Regions from separate parts of the Mus musculus genome. Here region 1 is linked to region 2. A link is a loop called in an ENCODE intact Hi-C map of the cell type or tissue named here. Cell type or tissue: left cerebral cortex. All regions are shown on one strand. Links, peaks and the distances in the headings refer to the core of each region. The heading gives the core; the rest is flanking DNA. Region 1 overlaps Cadm2 (cell adhesion molecule 2). Region 2 has its middle 1.0 Mb from the start of Cadm2.

Region 1 (8,000 bases), core at 1-8,000, 1.1 Mb after region 2:
ATGTGTGGAAGGGGAAGAAGATGCTAATTTTGAAATAAATGGCAAGGCGTGAGTTGGAGTGTATGGGAGAAGCACTTTGGGGTGGTGGAGGAGGCAGAAGAGGCGTGCATGTGCAGGACCGAAAGGCGGAAGATCCTTGCTTTGAAGAGTAGCACAGGGATGCGGCTTGAATGAGAGAAACGGGAAAGGATGAATGCGAGATGATGGTCAATAGATCTTTTTTTTTTTTTTTTTTTTAAAGCTGGGTGTCTCTTTTCTTGATAAATCTTTGTTCACCTCCAACTCTTCTGCCATCCATTGGTATTTGTGAGAAAGATTAGTTGATCAAATTTATTTGTCTCTGGGTTAAAGGAATGTGGAAGTAAGACACATGTAGACACACCGGAGATTCAGACCCAAACCTTTTTTTTTTTTAAATTATTATTATTTTTTGCAGGATTTAAATGAGGTCAATGAACCATCTTTCAGCAAGTTCTTGGAATGTAGCCTCTTTCTTGCCGTCTTCTGGGGGTTATATATTGGGACAGTATGTTATTTGTGCATATTTATGAATGTAAGTGAAGTAATGGACAGGAAATTGCTGAATCAATTAACTAACCGTGTACAGATGTTTCCTTGAATATATCGAGGAGATTTTTAAACCTATTTTACATGGGATATAAATTTAAAATGTCATGTGCCAAGAAAGCAGATAGTGCATTTTCATGGCTTGCACCTCCTGCTCCCTTTTCTCAGCGCTCACTCCTCCACCCTGGTACTCCTCACCCAGGTGGCTGAAGGCTTTACTTGGATTTCTAATCCTGCCGAGAAAACATCCTCTTGGAGTCCCTAGTTCACCTCTCAGTAACTTGGATTTCTCAGCTGTTTCCTCCCTCCTCCCTCCTCCCTCCCTCTGTGCGTGCATGCCTGTCTGCGTGCGTGCGTGTGTGAGTGGTGTGTGTGTCTGTGTGTGTGTGTGTGTGTGTGTGTGTGTGTACGCGCGCGCGCGGGCGCGCGCATCCCGCGCGGCAAGCCAGCGCCTGCATGCACCAGTTATGGGAAGAGAGATGTGGGGAAATCAGTTAATTTGGTGATTGCGATGGAAATCCGGCACGGCACGGCATGGCATGGCTGGATGTGTTTTTCTCTGCCAGTCTTGGTGTTGTGGCACTGACTGGTCATTGCACACGCGGCTGGGCTGGTCCGAAGAGATTATTATAGAGCATGTGGCCACGCATTGCACTTGGGGGTCGCCTCCTCACTTCCTTCAACATGTCTCTGTGAATTGTCTATTCAGTGCACTGAGAAGAACTGTTGTGCCTCTCTGCTTGTCTCTCTCTCTCTCTCTCTCTCTCTCTCTCTCTCTCTCTCTCTCTCTCTCCCTCCCTTCCTCCCTCCCTCCCTCCCTCATTCAAACACACACACACACACACACACACACACACACACACACACACACACACACACACACACACTCAAAGAGGGGGTTGGGGAGCTAGCTCTGAGGAGGACTGAATCATTCTTAACCCAGAAAGGAGAGATTCCATCATAGGCATGGTCTCTTACTGTGTATGTAAACCAGTGACTGAGACAGAGCTGCTTTTCCTAACAGACAAGGGGAGTTGGGGCTGGGAAGAGGTGTGAGTTTGGCAGGGAAAATGCACTACTGCAGCAGCTGCTGCTGCAGCAGCAGCAACAACCTCAGGTTCCAGTAACCAACTAAGTAAATAAATATCCTCTACAGCGGCCAGGGAATGAGCATCAGTTCCATGATGCCTCATGAACATCTTAGTCCACATTAAAGAGGAATAAAAAGAAGAGAAAGGAAAGAGTGCAAGCCTACTTCAACTGTCTTTTCCTCTTCATTGCTGCCACCCATTTATCAAACACTGGCTTCTCCAGGCACATCATACTTTGTTGATGTTGTCAGCTCTTCCTCAAACAAATTGCTCACGCCTGACTTTTCTTCCTTTTGGCTGTAAACATTGCTTTCGGGTTCTGATTTATGTTTTCCCACCAGCCTACTGTTTGATTAGGTCTTGGCTAGCCTGGGCAAAGGCAGGCTTTATTTTCTGAACACAGATTAAACACACCTCAAGTCTTTCCATGTACAGGGAAGAAAGGTTATGTGGGGATCTAGTGAAGAGCTGATGTTGGAGAGGGGGGAGTCTGCCCTGTCTCCTCCTTGTTATGACTAGGCAAAGACTACAGTCACTAAGAATGTAGCTTCTTATTTTCTAGTGCTTGGTAACATTCAGTCACTTACTGAGAATCAATTTCTGTATCCCTTAAAACATAATCTCTATTTTATTTTACAGTTTGTACCACACAAAAGAGACTTTAAAAAACACATCTTCTCTGTGCTTCAGTGTTTTATTTTAAACTCTCCGTTTTACACTGTCACTATTTTCTTTTCTTTTTTAACATTTTCTCAAAACAAAGTTATGATTTAATTTCTTAATATGAGAAAGAATAAGCCAATCTTGTTAAAATTAAACCAGGGTTGTTACAGGGGTGGTTTTACTGGTGCTCTTCAAAATTACTTTAATTTATACCCAATGTGTCCATTCAAAACAAATAGAAGGAATATATATATATATCAATATTGGTTTCTGACCAAAATATAACTTGGAAAATAAAAAAAAAAATGAGATTCAACTTTAAGGTCCCAAGTGTTTTCTTTTTCTATATCAAGGAAGACAGAAAGTCAAGAAGAGGAGAATCACAGTAAACTGTAGCCTAAGAAGTGCAAACACACATGCTCGCTCAATGCTTGTAACTAAGAGCTCCTTGGGCCATGAAATAGATGCTGCTTAGTTCACCTTTCCTAAAACCACATCGCCTCCCATGCCTGGAGGAGCACTGCTGAGATGAAGAGAGCCCTGTGCACTTAGGAAACAAGCCCGGAAAGGAAGAAAAACATAGAAAGAAAAACAGAGAACAGACATGCACCACAATATCTGGTCTCCCTAAATTCATTCATTCATTCATTCATTCTCTCTCTCATTTAATCTTACTGAAAATGTGTAACACAAATACAAAGGGTTTTAATAGCTTTTCATGAGGTATTCTAATTAATAATTTGCCATACTTGCTAATGAATACCTTCAGATCAACACCACAGTGAATATACATATTACATCTTGCTTTGGACACGTTAGTGTCGGGAACTTCACCAGATGTCTTATAGAAAATGCACAGTATGTTAAATATCATTACCATCACAGTAAATGCTTCCCAAATCTCTTACCTCTTTTACACGTACACAAATATCCTAAGTCCTGTCAGGATATTTCTTATGATCAGGGAAGCTAGAATACCATCCACTTCTCCCTTCCTCGATAACAGGAACTGGAAAGTAGCTGTAGGTGGGAGCCACAGTCTGACTGGGTGAAGCAGCTGTCACCTTCAGGAGCAGCAGTTAAGAAAAATCCTCCCTGCAAAGGATTCTGGGTCTCTTGGCTGGTTTTGTCTCATCATGAGGAAGATTGCTTCAGTGCTGGTTTCCTAGTTCTGCAACTATCAAAACACTGCAGTGGTGTAATACAACATGGATGAGCAGCATCCTCGATCCGAGGACTGAGGCCCATGTCTTCCACCAGTAGATCTGAAACTTTAAAACTGCTTCCTCTGCCATGAAACTGTGAGATTGAAGAGTTTTCCTTAAAGAAAAAAAATTACTTCAGTCACTTCAAGAGTAAAATTTAATTTAAAAGTTGTTAGATGACATCCTAATTATGTATTTTAAAGTGGCCCAGAATAAGCATTGCTTTCTGTCACCCTCCCCTTTAAAATAGGGAGCCTACTAATATGATACCTTCTTATAAAGAACTGATGAATCATTTTATCAAAGGTCCCTAGGATAAAGAAATAGTGTAATGTAGATTTCCATATAATGGTTGTTTATTATTATTATTATTATTATTATTATTATTATTATTATTATTATTATTACTATTATTTTAGTTTTCTGACATGTGTCCTGAAATGTGTTGAGAAAGTTCTTACTTCGATGCATTTTGCTTCATGAAACAACTTGGCAAAGTCAAACCTTCTATACTGGTGTCGGAGTAGGTGGAAGAAACAGGTGAAACCAGTCACAAAACCAAGTACCACAATTCCCCAGATGAAGGAAAAGACGATTGTCAAATTGGTAGCTATACTTCTAATTTACTCTCTTTATTGTTCTTGGAACCAGTGGTAAAAAATAAATACAGACTCTCCAAGGATGAATTCAATGTACACATCTGTGCAGTTTTCATCCTTTGCTTAGTAAATATATAATAAATCAAATGGCAGTGAACAACGTGTGTCTTCCAGGCAGGCCTGGTAGTGTTTGAGTCTTTGCCTCATAATATAGCAGCACACATGCCTTATTACATAAAATATAAATAATAATAATAATATATATTATATATAATGAATATATAAAAATTTGGTATTTTGTAGACCTAAATTTGTTTCTAAAACAGTTGTGTCTTAGAGAAAGCTTAAATGTAAGCAATTATTGATAATTTGTGGGCATAAGTACCTTTCTACGAATTCAATTTAACTAATTATTCTCAGCATCCTTCCCTACCAAGTTGGTTATTTTTTATTTTCCAAGATTGATAATTCCCGATAATTTATGTCGGACTAGATCATAAACTCATTCTTTGACCAAAGAAAAAAAAAAAAAAAAAGGAAAGAAAGAAAGAAAGAAAAAAGAATAATTTAAATTTACTGGTTTAACGTAAAATATTAAAAGGACAAGTTCAAGTTCATTGCCAACATTTTATTTGAAAATGTCAAGGTTTTGGAGTATACTTCTTGAAGAACTAAGAAGGCATGTTCCCTAAATTCCTCCTGTAAGGAGGTGGTGAGGATTACCCTGAAGTAGGAGGCACTGAAGCCCCCTGCTGTGTGATGGTGCTAATGACATCTTAGGTTTTATATGCTCAGCAGCAGCAGACAAACACAGGAAAGCAGTCATGTGGCAGGAGAGGGAGATGTGAAGTATTTTCCTAGCTTATGGCAGACGGGAACAAAGCTTTAACCCTTTAAAGCCTGAACTGTTTCAGAGTGTGTGATGGCAAAACTAAAGGGGAAGCAGGCTGTGTGTCAAAGATTCATAAATAACTCCTCGTAAGATTAGGTATCTTTTCATTAAGTCCTGGTGAACATTTGACTTTCTTGGAAACCATCAGGCTTGTGGGTCAATATAATGAAGATGAATAGTGGAATTATAGTAGGAATCCCACACTTCACATGTGCCAAGCCTCCTCACTCAAGTGTTCTGGGTAAAAATTTACTCTCTCAGGATCTGTCTTGCTGCAGTGTTTCCTATTCTACACAAAACAGACTTCGGTTTTTTGTTTGTTTGTTTGTTTTTTTGTTTGTTTCCCTGTTGTTGTTGTTGTTGTTATTTTTACTTATTTATTTTTAGGAGGGACAGGAATTAACCTTTAAATCTGTGTTCAGATAAGTCGGTGCCAATACGTGGCATATGTTTTTATGAGTCCTCATTATTGAATGTTGGTTTTTCTGTAGGAATAGTAGTCAAATGAGTTCCTAAAAATAGCGAGATCTAAGCAACTACTGTTATTTTCAGCACACCATGAAATCCTATCAGATGACAGTCAGAAACACAGTTCTGCTTGAATTCCATTTGCTACAGAACAAAAACATTTGACATACTGTGCATATTGATTTTTTTATCCAAGAAGTGGGCCCACAAGCTCCTCGTAATGTATTTGGTGGGTTTTCTTAAGGAGATATACAATTACTTTCATCTTAGAAAAGGTATTATGTTTGAACATTATGCAAGTAAATACTCTTCTTAATTACACATGAATTAAATAAAGTCAAAATAAGTAAAGAAATGATTGAGAATGGGAAACAATACTAAGTTACCTCACCATGAGTACTCATATGTGTTCAAGCTGAAAACATACAGTTACATTTAAAGATAAAGGCCAACCTTCTTAGGTTTTTAAATAATGAAAATCTGTAATAACAATGTGGTTTATGAGAAAAGATGAGTTAAAGATTTAAAAAGATGAGTAAAGGTAACTTACTCCTTAGTATTTATTTTCTTCTTCTCTTTTAACAAATATGTTTTCCTTACCAGTGATAAGAAGGGTTTCTTCCACTGAAAACAACCAAATTTGAAATCTGGAAAATTTCAATAGGGTTGAAAATTTATTCTGGATCTTTCCTGCTTTTGAGAGTAAATCATCAAAACCGGCTGCTGCCTGACTAGGTGAAAGAAGTTACCAGATCTTCCTTAGACAGAGTTGGTCGTTCATTAGTCACAGGATGCTTTATAGAGGTCTGAAGTAAACATTAAGACAGTTGTTGTTCACCACCGGGATAACTCTTTCTGAGTGAGCAAATCAGTTCCCCTCGAATATTTAAATGATCTTCCACCCACTTCAATACTTCAGAGGTATGTCTAGTCAGACTTGGGGATAATTTACCAAAATAAAAGTAATCGTTCTTTTACTTCTAGGAATACAAAGCATTGTTATTGAGCAGTGGCAACAGTTTCAAGTTACAGGGAAATAAAAGGCCCTTTAGAGGCTGAATTGAGTCACTAATAATAATAAAAACGATAATAATAATTATATATATATATGCATACACATACACACACACACACATACATACATACATACATACATGCACACACATGACATGCAAGTACAGATACATTGCTTATCCTTGAAAACAAAATGGGCAATCACCATTCTTGACAAAGGTAAAGATGTTCTGTGGAAAACACGGTGCGTTTTTTTTGTTTTTTGTTTTTTGTTTTTTTGTAATTTATAAAGCCAATTAATTTCCTCTTGCAATGAAACATTTTTGGCATCTGGGATAAACTTGTCTATGTTTAAAAATGCAGGTGCCTTGATAGTGCTTATTTAAACATCAGAGCCTGGAATATACCGTGTATAAAATATACTTGTACTTTCTTCAGAATTTTATCTTTTATTTCAGCTTGCCCCTTATTCCTCTTCCTGTAGGAAATGTCCATGCTACGTGTACTTCAGGTTCAGTTTTATACTTAATAGACCCTGTCTTCCAGTCTGCACATAAGCTTACACTGAAATGAATAAGCTTAAGTTATAGATCAGAATATATACATTAAATAAATAAAATGTATGTATATACACGTATATCTATATACATATATTCATATGTGTGTGTATTTCAAACCAAATAAAAATGTGCACAGAATTTAAGTGCCAATCCTTTGCCACTGGTTTCCATTTTATTTGTTGAAGTTTGAATGGTAACCTAGCTTGCTTTGTGCTCTCCAGGAATATAAGAACCCCTTTCCATTTACCATCCTACTGACCTGGAATAATTCACATTAAAAAAAAAATAATGAAGGATAGTGAATAGTTAAAGGAGAGGTCTCTTGTAAAATGGAAGTTTCTGAAAACGTACAAGTAATGAAGTTTCTCAACCACCAAAGGGCAGATCTCAATGTTTTGCAGTTATCATTACATTTTAAAAAAGAGCTCCACCACTTTCATTTGGTAATATAAATGGGGGAGGGGGGGAACCGAGGAGGAAAGGAATGTGAGTCAGCCAGCCAAAACTACACAGCAATGCCTGGCAAAGCTGACTAAATTAGCATATGCTAGGCTGAGTATTTCCCTCTGTTGTTACATAATCCCTTCCTAATAGGAAATCAGTTCTCATACTTAACCCTTTTGGAAAGATGAGAATTCTCTCATTGTTATACTTCTGGCTTTGCTTAGTTTATTTCCTCACAAATTGTGTAAATCATCAATTGCAGGGCTTTTCTATCAAGCCCTCACTCCCTTTTCCACGCAGTCTCCTGTACACAAACGTTCCATTCTGTGTTCAACTTCAGAATTCAAGGAGCGACGTTTCTATAGCTTTCTCTGAGAGGGTCTAATTAGCATCTGAGTCTCCCTTTACTCATGTGCAGCTTTCTTTAGAAAATACATTAGTTCTATGAGGCTTCCCTGAGGATTCATAATACTCTAGTTTGTTACATGTACTCTGAT
Region 2 (9,877 bases), core at 1,031-9,030:
ACACAATGAAAGCATTTCTAAGAGGGAAACTCATAGCTCTGAGTGCCTCCAATAAGAAATGGGAGAGAGCACATACTAGCAGCTTGACAACACATCTAAAAGCTCTAGAAAAAAAGGAAGCAAATTGACCCAAGAGTAGTAGACAGCAGGAAATAATCAAACTCAGGGGTGAAATCAACCAAGTTGAAACTAGAAGAACTATTCAAAGAATTAATCAAACGAGGAGCTGGTTCTTTGAGAAAATCAACATGATAGATAAACCCTTAGCTAGACTCACTAGAGGGCACAGGGAAAACATCCTAATTAACAAAATCAGAAATGAAAAGGGAGACATAACAACAGATCCTGAAGAAATCAAAAACACCATCAGATCCTTCTACAAAAGGCTATACTCAACAGAACTGGAAAACCTGGATGAAATGAACAAATTTCTAGAAAGATACCAGGTACCAAAGTTAAATCAGGATCAAGTTAACAATCTAAACAGTCCCATATCCCCTAAAGAAATAGAAGCAGTCATTAATAGTCTCCCAGCCCAAAAAAGCCCAGGACCAGAGGGGTTTAGGGCAGAGTTCTATCAGACCTTCAAAGAAGATCTAATTCCAATTCTGCACAAACTATTTCACAAAATAGAAGTAGAAGGTACTCTACCCAACTCATTTTATGAAGCCACAATTACTCTGATACCTAAACCACAGAAAGATCCAACAAAGATAGAGAACTTCAGACTAATTTCTCTTATGAATGTCTATGCAAAAATACTCAATATAATTCTCCCTAACCGAATCCAAGAACATATTAAAGCAATCATCCATCCTAAACAAGTAGGTTTTATTCCAGGGATGCAGGGATGGTTTAATATATGAAAACCCATCAATGGAATCCATTATATAAACAAACTCAAAGACAAAAACCACATGATCATCTCATTAGATGCAGAAAAAGCATTTGACAAGATCCAACACCCATTCATGATAAGTCTTGGAAAGATCAGGAATTTAAGGCCCATACCTAAACATGATAAAAGCAATCTACAGCAAACCAGTAGCCAACATCAAAGTAAATGGTGAGAAGCTGGAAGCAATCTCACTAAAATCAGGGACTAGACAAGGCTTCCCATTTTCTCCCTACCTCTTCAAAATAGTACTTGAAGTATTAGCCAGAGCAATTCGACAACAAAAGGAGATCAAGGGGATACAAATTGGAAAAGAGGAACTCAAAATATCACTTTTTGTAGATGATATGATAGTATATATAAGTGACCCTAAAAATTCCACCAGAGAACTCCTAAACCTGATAAACAGCTTCGGTGAAGTAGCTGGATATAAAATAAACTCAAACAAGTCAATGGCCTTTCTCTATACAAAGAATAAACAGGCTGAGAAAGAAATTAGGGAAACAACACCCTTCTCAATAGTCACAAATAATATAAAATATCTTGGCTTGATCTAACTAAGGAAGTGAAAGATCTGTATGATAAAAACTTCAAGTCTGTGAAGAAAGAAATTAAAGAAGATCTCAGAAGATGAAAAAATCTCACATGCTCATGGATTGGCAGGATCAACATTGTAAAAATGGCTATCTTGCCAAAAGCAATCTACAGATTCAATGCAATCCCCATCAAAACTCCAACTCAATTCTTCAACGAATTAGAAAGAGCAATCTGCAAATTCATCTGGAATAACAAAAAACCTATGATAGCAAAAGCTCTTCTCAAGGACAAAATTACCTCTGGTGGAATCACCATGCCTGACCTAAGGCTTTACTACAGAGCAATTGTGATAAAAACTGCATGGTACTAGTATAGTGACAGACAAGTAGACCAATGGAATAGAATTGAAGACCCAGAAATAAACCCACACACCTATGGTCAATTGATCTTTGACAAGGGAGCTAAAACCATCTAGTTGAAGAAAGACAGCATTTTCAACAAATGGTGCTGGCACAACTGGTTGTTATTGTGTAGAAGAAATCGCATCAATCCATTCCTATCTCCTTGTACTAAGGTCAAATCTAAGTGGGTCAAGGAACTTCACATAAAACCAGAGACACTGAAACTTATATAGGAGAAAATGGGGAAGAGCCTCGAAGATATGGGCACAGGGGAAAAAATCCTGAATAGAACAACAATGGCTTGTGCTGTAAGATGGAGGATTGACAAATGGGACCTCATGAAACTGCAAAGCTTCTGCAAGGTAAAAGACACTGTCAATACGAAAAAAGGCCACCAAAAGATTGGGAAGGGATCTTTACCTATCTTAAATCAGATAGGGAACTAATATCCAATATATATAAAGAATTCAAGAGGGTGGACTCCAGAAAATCAAATAACCCCCTTATAATATGGGGCTCAGAGCTGAACAAAGAATTCTCACCCGAGGAATACCGAATGGCTGAGAAGCACCTGAAAAAATGTTCAACATCCTTAATCATCAGAGAAATGCAAATCAAAACAACCCTGAGATTCCATCTCCCACCATTCAGAATGGCTAAGATCAAAAATTCAGGTGACAGCAGATGCTGGTAAGGATGTGGAGAAAGAGGAACACTCCTCCATTATTGGTGGGATTGCAAGCTTGTACAACCACTCTGGAAATCAGTCTGGCGATTCCTCAGAAAATTGGACATAGTACTACCAGAGGATCCCGCAATACCTCTCCTGGGCATATATCCAGAAGATGTCCTAACCGGTAAGAAGGAAACATGCTCCACTATGTTCATAGCAGCCTTATTTATAATTGCTAGAAGCTGGAAAGAACCCAGATGCCCCTCAACAGAGGAATGGATACAAAAAAATGTGGTAATTTACACAATGGAGTACTACTCAGCTATTAAAAAGAATGAATTTATGAAATTCCTAGGCAAATGGTTGGACCTGGAGGGCATCATCCTGAGTGAGGTAACACAATCACAAAAGAACTCAAATGATATGTACTCACTGATAAGTGGATATTAACCCAGAAACTTAGTATAGCGAGATATAAGGTATAATTTGCAAAACACATGAAATTGAAGAAGAAAGAAGACCAAAGTGTGGACACTTTGCCCCTTCTTAGAATTGGAAACAATCACCCATGGAAGGAGTTAGAGATACAAAGTTTTGATCTGAGACAAAAGGATGGACCATCTAGAGTCTGCCGTATCCAGGGATCTATCCCATAATTAGCCTCCAAAAGATGACACCATTGCATACACTAGCAAGCATTTGCTGCAAGGCCCAAGATATAGCTGTCTCTTGTGTGACTAGGCCGGGGCCTAGCAAACACAGAAATGGATGCTCACAGTCAGTTATTGGATGGATCACAGGGCCCCCAATGGAGGAGCTAGAGAAAGTATCGTAGGAGCTAAAGAGATCTGCAACCCTGTAGGTGCAACATTATGAACTAACCAGTACCCCTTAGCTCTTGACTCTAGCTGCATATGTATCAAAAGGTAGCCTAGTAGGCCATCACTGGAAAGAGAGGCCCATTGGACATGCAAACTTTATTTGCCCCAGTACAGTTGAAGGCCAGGACCAAAAAATGGGAATGGGTGGGTAGGGGAGTGGGGGGGAGGGTGTGGGGGACTTTTGGGATAGCATTGGAAATGTAATTGAGGAAAATATGTAATAATAATAATAATAATAATAATAATAATAATAATAATAATAATAATAATAATTGAAAATACATTCTAAATAATTTCTGCCAATGTACAGATATGGTATAGACTATCATGATTATACTATTTGGTAATATATATTATGGTATATTTGTAGCAATAATTGTTTTATTCTAATCTAGTCTTTCAAATTTCTTGAGAAGTGAAATAATGGTTATAATAAAAAGAGTCAACACAATAAGTAATGTGTCTTGCAATCTATAATTGGATATATGATATTAACCTGAAAATGTGTTTAAATAATTATATTTTGTGTTTTATTAATTTCTGATTTTGGTAACTGAATATTTAAATATTATATATATATATATATATATATATATATGGAGAGAGTGAGAGAGAGAGAGAGAGAGAGAGAGAGAGAGAGAGAGAGAGAGAGAGAGAGAGAGACCTTGAATACAGCCAATCTTCTAAAGAATGGCTGGCTGCTGGAGAGGTAGCGCATGATTCTATGTCTGGATCAGCAGGTACCAGGAAAGGAGATTGACACTCACCCTGGCTTGGCTTCTGAAACCTCAAAGCCCACCCCAGTGACCCACTTCCTCCAACAATGACATAGCTTAAATAATGAAACTTCTTATGTGTCTATGGGGGCCATTTACACTCAAAGCAACACAGTTTCCCATACACTTATCTTTTTCTTTTTCTATACTTTCATATAGTGTGTGTGTGTGTGTGTGTGTGTGTGTGTGTGTGTGTGTGTGTGTACTTGCAACAAACAGAAGAGAGCATTGGATATCTCGGAGGTAGAGTTACTGGATATTGTGAGATGGCTGTGTTGGGTTCTAGGATAACAGTCTAGCAGCAGATTGTATTAACATAGAACCATCACTCCTGAAAAGTACCTATGGTTTAAATAATTATTTTCTGTGTGTGCTTATTCATTCATTGTCTTAAGTAGAATGAATTCGAGATAGATATAAAGAATATAACTCTATGATATTTGTTTAAAATAAACTTACAAAAATTCACTTAGAACAACTAACAAAAAACTAGAAGAAAGGAAAATATGAAGTAAAGTAAAATATAGAATCAGTTGTAGAGGTTTTGGAAGGTAAATTTTTATTGTTTTTTATTTATTTTTTTTTCTTTCCATTTTTTATTAGGTATTTAGCTCATTTACATTTCCAATGCTATACCAAAAGTCCCCCATACCCACCCACCCCCACTCCTCTACCTGCCCACTCCCCCTTTTTGGCCCTGGCGTTCCCCTGTTCTGGGCATATAAAGTTTGCGTGTCCAATGGGCCTCTCTTTCCAGTGATGGCCGACTAGGCCATCTTTTGATACATATGCAGCTAGAGTCAAGAGCTCCGGGGGTACTGGTTAGTTCATAATGTTGATCCACCTATAGGGTTGCAGATCCCTTTAGCTCCTTGGGTACTTTCTCTAGCTCCTCCATTGGGAGCCCTGTGATCCATCCATTAGCTGACTGTGAGCATCCACTTCTGTGTTTGCTAGGCCCCGGCATAGTCTCACAAGAGACAGCTACATCTGGGTCCTTTCGATAAAATCTTGCTAGTGTATGCAATGGTGTCAGCGTTTGGATGCTGATTATGGGGTGGATCCCTGGATATGGCAGTCTCTACATGGTCCATCCTTTCATCTCAGCTCCAAACTTTGTCTCTGTAACTCCTTCCAAGGGTGTTTTGTTCCCACTTCTAAGGAGGGGCATAATGTCCACACTTCAGACTTCATTTTTAATTTTAGTTTGAGAAACGCAGCTAAACATAGAGGGAAAAATCCATGTCTATATATTTTTTCTTTTTTGTCTATATGATTATGTAGCAACATATTATAAAGTAATTCATAAATTCATACAAGAAACTCTGAGCAACACTGATGTCCATATTGTCCCAGAAAATGCACAGACGTGGAGCCAGACAGATCTGCACTTGAATCCCAGTCTTCCAAATTCTAGCTTTTCGACAAATGTTCATTCCCCTTTTTTAGAAAAGAAAACTGGCTAATTTTGTTGTACTCTGCAAAATTTTAAGATGAGTTTCAAGAACACAGAAGGAATTCAAATCTGCACTTTTTAAGAGGCTAGCTAGTTTCATTCAGCCAGAAAAGTTTTTGCCAGATCATAATCCATATTTAGCTATGGAAAATGTTCTCGGCAGAAATTCTGCTTCAATGAATGTGGAGGAGGATTCAAAAATCTGCCTGCTTAACAAGCAGCCTGAGATGAATCAGAAGTTCATTACATTTTATGAATTGCTGCTTCAGGTGGAAAAGCTTCACAGCAGTTGATAGGTCTAGATTTTCTCAGAAACGTTAATGCTCTGAGAATAGCTCTGGAAAATTCACTTTAGACATATTGATCTAATGCAATAATGCACAACAAAAATGGATCTGATGGTCTGTCTTCTTAATATCAAGAGTGGTGTTGTAGGTAAAATAAAAATGTTGCTGCTGCTGTTTTCATACCTTACTTATAAAATCAGGAACAATTGCAACAGTGTGTGCACCCACATTTAGAATGAGTCCTCGGGCTTTGAATGATATGATCAAGAAAATTCCTCGCAGGAGTGACCAGCAGCTTGTATTTTAGTTCTTTCCAGATGATAACAATTTTTCAAGAGAGAATATTTCTAGATTGGATTCTTGCTCTCATCCTGAAGTGATAAAAATTTAAGGTGGATTTATTTATTCACTTCTTCCTATTGTTATCCTGGGAGTAAGTAACCTTGGTGCAAAACTTAAATGTTTATTTTATAAAGATAAAGAATTTTAAATTGATATGTACAAATCAATTAATTACAGTAGCCAGGCTTAATCATTATCAAATTGAGAAAGGAAATACAGTCTGCTGTACCTTTCCAAGCCATTTTATAATTGTGTTTACATTCTTTAAGCATAGTAACAGAAACATTGTGGGGATAAACCAATATTTGTCTATACTGACCACTTCTCTGAACATACGAGAGATAAATACAAAGGATAACACTCAATTAATTCCATTTCTCTAGTCTCTTTATTGATGGATCCTCATCTTTATAAATTTATAAACAAACATATTTTCTTGATATAGCTTATATGTATTAGGGACTTAGTTAAATACATATGGAAAACATGATAAATATTATTACAGTGAGCTTCAGGCTAAGAAAAAGTACTTGTGATTTCTTTACTACTATTTAAATTTCCATTGATTATATCTTTGTGGAATAGGTTGAGTGAATAGGGTCTGCTATACTAATGAAGCTAATGTCCTAAACTACAAAAAATAAAGTATTTTATTCACTATTTTATTTATTATTTGTATTTTCCTTTAGTGATTTACATGTGTTTATTTTGGAAATTGACCAACCATCTTAAAATCATGATACTGAATACAACAGTTATAACATGTATTCTCTCTGAAACTACAGTGGGATTTTTTTTAAGTGGTGCTACTTTTCACAGACTGTGATATACATAATTATACTGATATCTTGGCTTTACCAACATTTATAAATAAAATGTATGAGATATTACACACTACTTAAATAAAATAGAAAAGTAAATAATGTAGTTGGATAGTAATTTTGAAGAGTTAATATATTAGGCACATAGTTCAAATTGATGAATAAGGTCATGAAAAATTTCTGCTTATTAACATAAATAAGCCTAGAATAAAAATAATATGTCTCATGGATAGTCTATTAAACATTTAACACAACTAATTTGTAAAAGATAATGCTAGAAAAATTCCACTTGTTTTGGTATATAATCTACTTCCAACACTTATACAATAACATCTGATTAAAATCAATGGATCACATACAAAAAGAAGACATGGAAATAGGAGAGGGCCTTGGGAAAAAGAAAGAAGTTAATTAGAGAATGGAATGATGACTGAAAAGTACTAAATTAAACTGTAAAACCAGTGTCTTCTTAGGATAGTTAGTAGAGTTTCACTACTTCTGCCCTGGTAGATAAATTACCCTATTTTTCAGTTTCTCCTACTTTGACTTTGTAGCCATGCCCTCATTACCATATTCAATTAATTAGTGCATAAAGGTAGTACTGTGGTGTTCACAACACATGGAGCCCCATTACTGACTCTAAATGAATATCGCAGGTTCCCCACACAAGGTGAGGATTCTGGGAGCAGGGACAACCAGGCAAAATGCTTCACACTAATGTGCTAAGAGCTAGCAGCGAAAATACATTTCCTGCCCAAAGACTTTCACCAAGGACAAAGAAATGGAAAAGTACAAGCTAAGAACAAGAGGAGGAAGAGGACACTACATTAAAATTACGTGCAAAAAAGTACATTTGCTTTGATCTCTTCTTTGGCCTGATCAAGTCGGACTTCAACAATAGCTATTTATGTTTTTCTTCATTCATTCCTCCCCCCCCTCCTCTTTCTTTTTCAAAATTATATTCTGAGAGGAAAAACAAACAAACAAACAAAACAAAACAAAACAAAACAAAACAAAACAAAACAAAACAAAACAAAACAACAGAACAAAGCAGTAATGTATATTAGTACTGGTTATATTTACCACATCATTGCATCAACATTACTGTGCAGCTTTAGGTGTCACGGGAAACTGAAGAATTCAGCACTTATTTCTTTCTTATGTTTCCACTGTGTTTTTAATGTATTTGTTTTTATTGATTTTTTTTAAATTTTACTGTGGAAATACTGCATTCGCATTTTTTCCACTCTTTCCTTTTTTCCAGTTCTTTGTATGTCTCCCGTTCCTTCTCAAATTCATGACCTCTTCTGTAATGTTCTGTAATTCCTGTTCCTGGTACACACACATACATACACACTCATACACAACCACCCTAGTGAGTACATTTAGTATTGCTCCTATATACATGACACACACAGAGTCATTTGAGTCCTCTTAGTATTTCTCCGTTAATCGTTTTGTGGCCAACAACTCATAATTGGGGACTAGATCATCTATCAGAAAACCCATTCCAGGAGAACGGCATCTGTGCCTCCTAGTAGCCATTGATTACTTTAGCTCTTTATACAGTGGTGGGACCTTCTGAAACTTCCCACATCCACATTTGCATCACAACTATGACTGTCATAGTGTTGGCCATGTTTATACAACTATATGGTTGAGATTACATGTGTGCAGCTTCCATGTCATGTTTAACAACAATATTTTAGCAAGCAAGCAAGGTCTCTTGGCTTTTACAATCATCTACCTTCTAATCAGAGATTTTCGCTGAGCCTTATAGATATACAGTGAAGAGATGTCATTTTTCCCCTGAGCAATACAAGGTCACTTATTATCCATATTTTGATTAATTGTCAATTTTTAATGGCCCCCAAAGCAGCCAAAAGAACCTCTTTTGATTAGAAGTGTGAGCAACACTTAGCTTTGAATGTCAGGATATTTAGAGTATCATGGCAAATTGAATTGAATTGTGATAACGACAGTTGTTGATTCTTTTCTACAGTCTGTGACCTCATTCTCTAATAATCAGCTACCTTAAACAATATCAAGCATATCATTGTTATTTTTGAATGGGCACTTAATCTGTTTGGACAGCTATTTTTTTTAAGCTTTCAGGCTGGTCTTTGCTGTGGCCTTTAAGCTTTACAGTTGTATAGGCAAATGTAATGAATTTCTTGCTTAGCATCTTGAACAACAGGTTCAGGTACTGGAGAAGCCCAGGGAAGCTCCAGTTCAGTTCCTTCCAGTACCCATGTCTGTTGTGCTTTCAGCAATGAGGTCTTACTTTCAAGTTCTGGAAGGGAAGCAGCAATATTCTATATTGTTTTGTGAGTCTCTTGAAACTCTTTGACCATTCAATTCAAAGGGAGGTTTTTGTTAAATAGTGTACAGCTCTTAGGGAGAAGAAGACATTAGCACCCAGCATGTAGTATGTAGTATCTATATATAATCTACATGTATTACATGCATATATATATATATATATATATATATATATATATATATATATATATATATATATGCATGTAAATGTATGTTTGTGTGTGTATTTTATAAAATTTATAAAATGTTTATATAATTTATAAAATGTTATCTATTCTATTATCTCAAAGCACAAAGTAAACTAGGAAAAACATGCAAATGCACCCTTGTGAGCTGAGCTCTATGGCTCCATCTCAACTCCCCAAGCTATTTTGTTCCCAACTATGGTGCTTATCTCAAGGGCTTTTCTTGTACCTTTAATGTCTTTTACATTTCCGTGTCATTGGCCTTGGTTAAAAATTCTTAAGGGGCTCATATACTTTATTA

Evidence for each region. Hi-C counts contacts between places; a loop is a spot of excess contacts. Peaks named below come from ENCODE experiments on the same cell type or tissue, not always from the same donor. Only the 100,000 strongest peaks of a DNase experiment are listed, where the experiment ranks them.
Region 1: a loop joins it to region 2, with 8 times the contacts of the local background. A loop is called at or near these places in 3 of 42 quality-filtered maps.

Annotation. Positions count from the first base shown.
Region 1 is chr16:67,611,028-67,619,027 of GRCm38, reverse strand. All of the region lies in intron 1 of Cadm2 (cell adhesion molecule 2), which reads left to right. Among named protein-coding and RNA genes, the nearest start is that of Cadm2, 5.9 kb to the left of the region's middle. In left cerebral cortex, for the core only: a CTCF peak has its summit at 4,883; DNase peaks (open chromatin) are centred at 3,445, 4,905, 7,575, 7,999 and 3 more places; H3K4me3 peaks cover 2,340 bases; H3K27ac peaks cover 2,376 bases.
Region 2 is chr16:68,662,995-68,672,871 of GRCm38, reverse strand. No RefSeq gene overlaps it. Among named protein-coding and RNA genes, the nearest start is that of Cadm2, 1.0 Mb to the right of the region's middle. In left cerebral cortex, for the core only: no CTCF peak of the experiment used is centred there; a DNase peak (open chromatin) is centred at 5,679; H3K27ac peaks cover 569 bases.